Regions from separate parts of the Homo sapiens genome. Here region 2 is linked to region 1. Evidence: read pairs that join two places in POLR2A ChIA-PET (ENCODE). Cell type or tissue: Caco-2. All regions are shown on one strand. Each heading gives the region's core, and the rest is flanking DNA. Links, peaks and the distances in the headings are about the cores only. Region 1 has its middle 68 kb from the start of LINC00517. Region 2 has its middle 12 kb from the start of FOXA1.

Region 1 (2,805 bases), core at 179-2,678:
TTCACTGAAGCAAAATTTTCTCTAAAATTGATTTTTAGGCAAGGAAACTTGGAGCTGATTTAATTATTCTGCAGTGTTCTACTGCAAGTTGACCAGTAAGAACATCTTCGTTTCACTCATCAATGAAGCTCTCTACTGGATAGGAAGGCCGCCGTCCATCTCCAGCCATAGGTTTAATGAAGGTCAGTTTCCACTTCTCCCACCTCTGTGCTCCATAATGTTTCACAGCAGAAATATATGGTTTCTATCATAACATAATTCTCCTGGCACATTGAAAATAAAATGTTGACTCTATGTTGAAAATACAATTCCAAATTCATCTCTCTCCTGCAGGGAGAAAGTTTTAATCACTTCATATGAAGGTGTTAACGGTGTGAATAGATAACAAATTGACAACAATTTGCATATGCATTGGGAAATGAATTCCTCTGTGAAACATAATTTTTAAATTTGCCTACTGGCAATTTTTGCTTCTGTCAGGGAAATATTAATAGGTCTCACTGTATCTATATCCAAAGCGATAACCAGCAAAATAATAAAGAGGGGTGGGGTGAGGGAACTGGTGGGGGTGTGGCAGGTGATTAATACCCTGTTAACAGGATGACAGAATTGTCTTGTGCAATATTAACCACCCATAACACTATTTGGTCTGATAAAGACCAGCCCTGTGAATATTTAACTTTCACAATATTTGCTTTACTGATAGTGGGCCATTTTCATATATGAAATATAGCCTATTGCTTATTATTAATTAGACCTGAGTCGACCTTCAGGATTTAATATTCTTTCAACAATGATTTGTGTAATTTATTACATGGTAACATACATTCAAAATGTGAGAACATTAGGACTTAAAATATAGGCTTGGACAGAATCTTGATATAACATCTAACTAATTCATTTGACTATATATTGCAAATCTTTCACATTCTAAGTACTGAAGGGCATCCATGAACTATAAGATGCCTTCTATCCTCTTATGTACTGGAGCTCTACTTTCAGGGGAAAATGAAATGAATTCATAAGAACACAAGGCAGAGAGTTCTTTTCAAGCTCAGAGCAGAGGAAGAGTGATGTGGCCAGCAGACAAAGTTCTAGCAGAGGAAGAATCACTTCAAATGGCCATGGAAAGAAGGCGGGGGGGTGGGGAGAGGATTGGGCAGGCAGCACCTTGGCTAGCCAGAGAGCAGCAGAAGTCAGACAACACCTGCTAGCAAACGTGAGAACTTGGTCAACAGGTGTTTAGGTCAGCTGGCCTCCCAGCTGGTTTAGGCCCTTTCTGACTGGTGTGAGGTTGAAGTCCTGACTACTTTTTCAGAAATATTGATGGCTGAGGCAGGTGGCTGTCTCCTGGAGGGATATATTGCTTCTTTGATGTGGTGATTTTTTCAAAGGCCTCTGTGGTATGAACATAGGCTTGTCTTCTGTGACTCTCCTCAAAGCACCCCATGTTTTAATGAAACACAGTGCTTCCTGTTCCTGATGGCTGAAGTTTAGAAACTAATATATGAGTACAGGTAGAGAAAGATAAGCTAGCCAGGGAACCTGAGGCCACTATATCACATGGTGTCCTGACACTTAAGAGTTATGACTTTGATCATTAATGTTTTAGGAAAACATTGATGGGGTTAGGCTTTTACCAAGAGAAATGACATAATTGGATTTGCATTTTAAACAGACAACTGAGTACAATGGCAATATCTTATGGTTACTAAACACCAGAGTTCTGGGGCCAGACTCTCTGGGTTTGGATTCCTTCTCTAATCTTACTAGCTCTGACTTTATTCACATCTCTAAGGCTCAGTGACCTCATCTGTAGAATGAGGGTAAAAACTATTACCTGTCTTATAAATTTGTTGTGAGGATTAAATGAGTTAATGCATGTAGTATGCTTAGTTCAGTGGCTGGCACAAGAAAGAGAGAGCATTCAGTACCCATTGGCTGTTATTATCTTATCCCTCTGGAATAGTGCAAAAGATGGATGACTCTGATGGCAGCTTGAAGGAGGGGTCTGGAGACCAAAAGGAATCTATTTATGGCAATAGTTTAGGAGAGACATTGATTTATTGAATTAAGACAATGGCACAAGGATTGAGAAGGGTGAATGAAGTTGACAGTACAATGGACATAAAATCAACAAGATTTGGTGTCTGAGTCAATGTGAAGGGTGAAGAAGAGGGAGAAATCATGGATGGATTTAAGGGTTCTAGCCGTGGTCACTGCTGGGTTGTGGTGCCACTGACCGACATGCAAAACAGAGCTGGACAGAACTTGTTTGTGTCCCCCTCATAACCTCTGTGTGCAGCCTTACAGCTGAAGTGGGCATCGCCTGAGGGATTTTTCTGATGGCAAGGGGAAAGAAGGGAAGTGCTAGGGAATTAATGTCCTGGCAACAGCCCTCAAACATTTTCTAGCGGGATCGTTGGTTAAATACCTCAGTACCTTTGCACCCCAGGTGGCATTACTTGAGGTTTATAGTCTACTCTGAGTTTCCCGGTGTGATTCAGCTCCAGGTGGTAACTTGTTTGATAACTAAGCCTCTTTGGCTACCTTCCCTTCCTCATCTCACTGCTCCAATTCCCTAGTAGCCTCTTCTGGATCACCTTCCAAATAAACTATTTGCACTGGAATCTTTGCCTCAGGATTTGCCCCTGGAAGAAATGAAACTAAGAGAGTAGGGAAGGGGAAAGGAACAGAAGGAACAGGAAAATAATTTCAGTTTTAGGTATTTTAGTGGGAGATACCTGTGGGGCATTCAAGTGGAGATGGGCTGGAATGCACTGGAAGTAAGAAATACAATGGTGT
Region 2 (2,805 bases), core at 97-2,596, 390 kb before region 1:
AAAAGAGATTTTATAAAAGGTGACTGAAGTAAGTCACCACAATGTAAATGAACCAGCCACCAAGATTCAAACCTATTTTTAATAAGTTAATAAAAAATAGGCTAAGGGTCCAAAAGAGAATTCATTCATTTTTTGACAACCTGTAGAATCCAGAGTTTAAAACTCATCTAAAGAATAGAATTTCCCATACACTTCTTTATTAGACACTCAAAATATCTGCAAGGTAAATGTTTTACATCCTTTCTGAGGTAAATGAAAACTAAAAAGACTTCACAAAAGTCAATATATATTTTAATATAAATTACATTCAGGATGCTGCTCTATAAGACAAAGGGGAAGAAAGAAAGCCTGGAGCCAAGAACTGAAGTCTTTTAATCTTACGTACTGGAGAGGAACCCCCAGTGCTGAGGCCTAAACATTGAAGGTTGTAGTCAGAGTCAATGGGTTAAATTTGTAAAGGTTACTCTATGCTGAAGAGAATTAAATAATTAATCCCTGTATCTCCTGATGAAAATAATGCCTCTCTGAAAGTCAAATCTGAAACACTTCTCTCGGTTGACCTCAAATCAGCATATTACTCAATTTCTTGCTTCCTTGCTTTCAGGACAGTTGTATAGATAGGAAGTTCTTGTGGATGCTCCTCTAAGTCGCTATATCAATTTGTGTGAATATATATATATAGCTATCTACCTGTCTATATACCTCCTACAGCATGTGTGTGCTGGCTCTAATTCTCTGAAGAGAAAGGTGAAGAGTCCATTGCTTGGAGGTTGGGATAGTCATGACTCATTAGTGAGGAACGACCAATCCACAGTTACTACCGCAGAGCATTTCAATAAGTCTTCTGTTTGTTTAAAGTACTTTAAATTGTTATTATTATTATTATTTATCTGACTGAAATAAAACTTCAGTCCGAACTTTCCCCAGTAATGGGGGTGAAGAGGGGGAGTAAGGTTGTGTAGGAAGCATCTCAGTAATGCCTTGAACTGCAATTTAATAAGACAACAGGCTATGAAGTCTTCTTTGATCATGAGTCTGAGAAATTCAAAATATAATCTCTCTCTTTCCCTCTTCTCTCTCTCTCCCTCTCCCCCCTCTCCTCTCTCTCTCTCTCTCTCTCTCTGTCTCTCTCTCTCTCTCTCACACACACACACACACACACACACACACACACACACACGAGGTCAAGACCCGCAGTGTCTTAGTGGGTTTTCACCTCCACCTCCGTACAATCAAGAGGGCAGAGAAGGCGGGGGCTGGAGGTGGCTGAAAGGGCAGGGATGGCGGTGAAACCCGGGAGGAGGCGACATTCGTGTCAGGTGGCGGTCCCAGGCAGTGTCCACAGGCCCGGAAGCCGAGGGGACCAGGCATCAAGCCCCGCGTCCAGATCCCTGCACCCGGGGGCGGGACCTGGTGTCCCGCGGTCCCCGCCCAGGTTCCTGGGGCGCTTTTCCGCAATGGCTGGCGTGGAAGCGAGAGGGGGCCCAGTTTTTCCTTGCCAGGTTGCGGGTACAGCCAGCTCCGCGCCGGGGTTGGGCGGCGCGGCCGGGATGCTGAGAGCCCTGCGTGCTCAGCCAGGGGCGCAGGGCGGCCCTTCTGCCCAGCGCGCCCCGGGCACCAGGGATGGCTTCCCAGCTGGAGGCCGGGAGGGAGGAGAGTAAATACCCATTCTGCGGGGGCAGCCCTCGGGGGATGGTTGCGAAGGGAGAAACGAAAAATAAATCAGACAAGAGAGCCGTCCCGCCCCTCCTCGCCCGGTCCTGGCGGGCGGCGCCACTGGTCCTGCAGCCTCGGGCGTGCCCGCGCCCCCCCGAGCCCAGGGGGCGTCGCAGCGGGCCGGGCGGGCCAGGACTGCGCCTGTGTGCGGGTCCCCAGGAGCACTGCTCGCCTGCCAGCCCCGCCCGGCCGGGCCCCTCCGGCGGGATAGAGCCCTGCTTTGCTCTTTTCGTTGGCCAAGCACAATTGTGTTATTGGAGATAATGAATTCAATCCCCATCAAAGGGCATTAGGCTCGCCCGGGGCCTGGAGTTGCTGATGCCTTTTTTTTTTTTTTTTTCAAACCAGGAATGAAAGGCTGAGGGGAAAAAAAAATTCTCTGGGGGAGCCTTTCCCCTGATCGCTGCTTTTGAAGTGAAGGGGCCCGGGCATTGTTGTTCACCTCGCGGCCCATACGGCTGAAGAAAGCCTGGGCTTTTGATGGGCTGAGAACCGCCTCGGCAGTGAGCACTCCGTCGGGCCGCGCGGCCTGCGGGCAGCATATGTCTCGGGGCACCCGGGCACCGTCTGGCGGGTGGGGCCCAGGGCCCGGTGGGGAGGGGGTTCCGCCCGGGAGGCCGGGGCTGGAATGAGGCCGGCACCCGGCGGCGGGGACCTTTGGGCTTCAGGCCTCCGGCCAGGGATCTGCCGTTCCTCCCGCCCACCTGGCGTAGCGCAGGAGATCCACCTGTGTGGCTGATGAGTCCGACTGGGAGGCCGCACAATTCTTTGGGGGTGAGGGTGGGAAAAGCTGGCTTCTCCTTGAGGGCAAGGAGCGGGCTGGTCTTTATTTTTAAGCACTGGAACCCAGCATCTAAGGTAACTGGCTCAGCTAGAGATTAATGAGTCTGAGTCCGTGAAGGTGTGCACTCGTCAAGAGGCCTTCGTGCGACACGTAGTTAGGACTTTTCACCCGTGACTCCGCACATAGCGCAGCGCGGCGGAGCTCTCGGCCCGGGGTGGGGTAGTGGGGGCGGACACTTCGCTGCAGGAGCGCGGCCCGCTCCGCCAGAGGGGCAGTTTCTCCGGCGTCCGCGGCGTCTGGCTGCG

What was found. Peaks named below come from ENCODE experiments on the same cell type or tissue, not always from the same donor. Only the 100,000 strongest peaks of a DNase experiment are listed, where the experiment ranks them.
Region 2: POLR2A ChIA-PET joins it to region 1 with 8 read pairs; 1 of 35 experiments calls an interaction of 5 or more read pairs at or near these places.

What each region holds. Positions count from the first base shown.
Region 1 is chr14:37,968,407-37,971,211 of GRCh38, forward strand. No RefSeq gene overlaps it. Among named protein-coding and RNA genes, the nearest start is that of LINC00517, 68 kb to the left of the region's middle. In Caco-2, for the core only: no CTCF peak of the experiment used is centred there; DNase peaks (open chromatin) are centred at 565 and 1,235.
Region 2 is chr14:37,582,157-37,584,961 of GRCh38, forward strand. No RefSeq gene overlaps it. Among named protein-coding and RNA genes, the nearest start is that of FOXA1, 12 kb to the right of the region's middle. In Caco-2, for the core only: no CTCF peak of the experiment used is centred there; DNase peaks (open chromatin) are centred at 1,335, 1,725 and 2,425; H3K4me3 peaks cover 2,162 bases.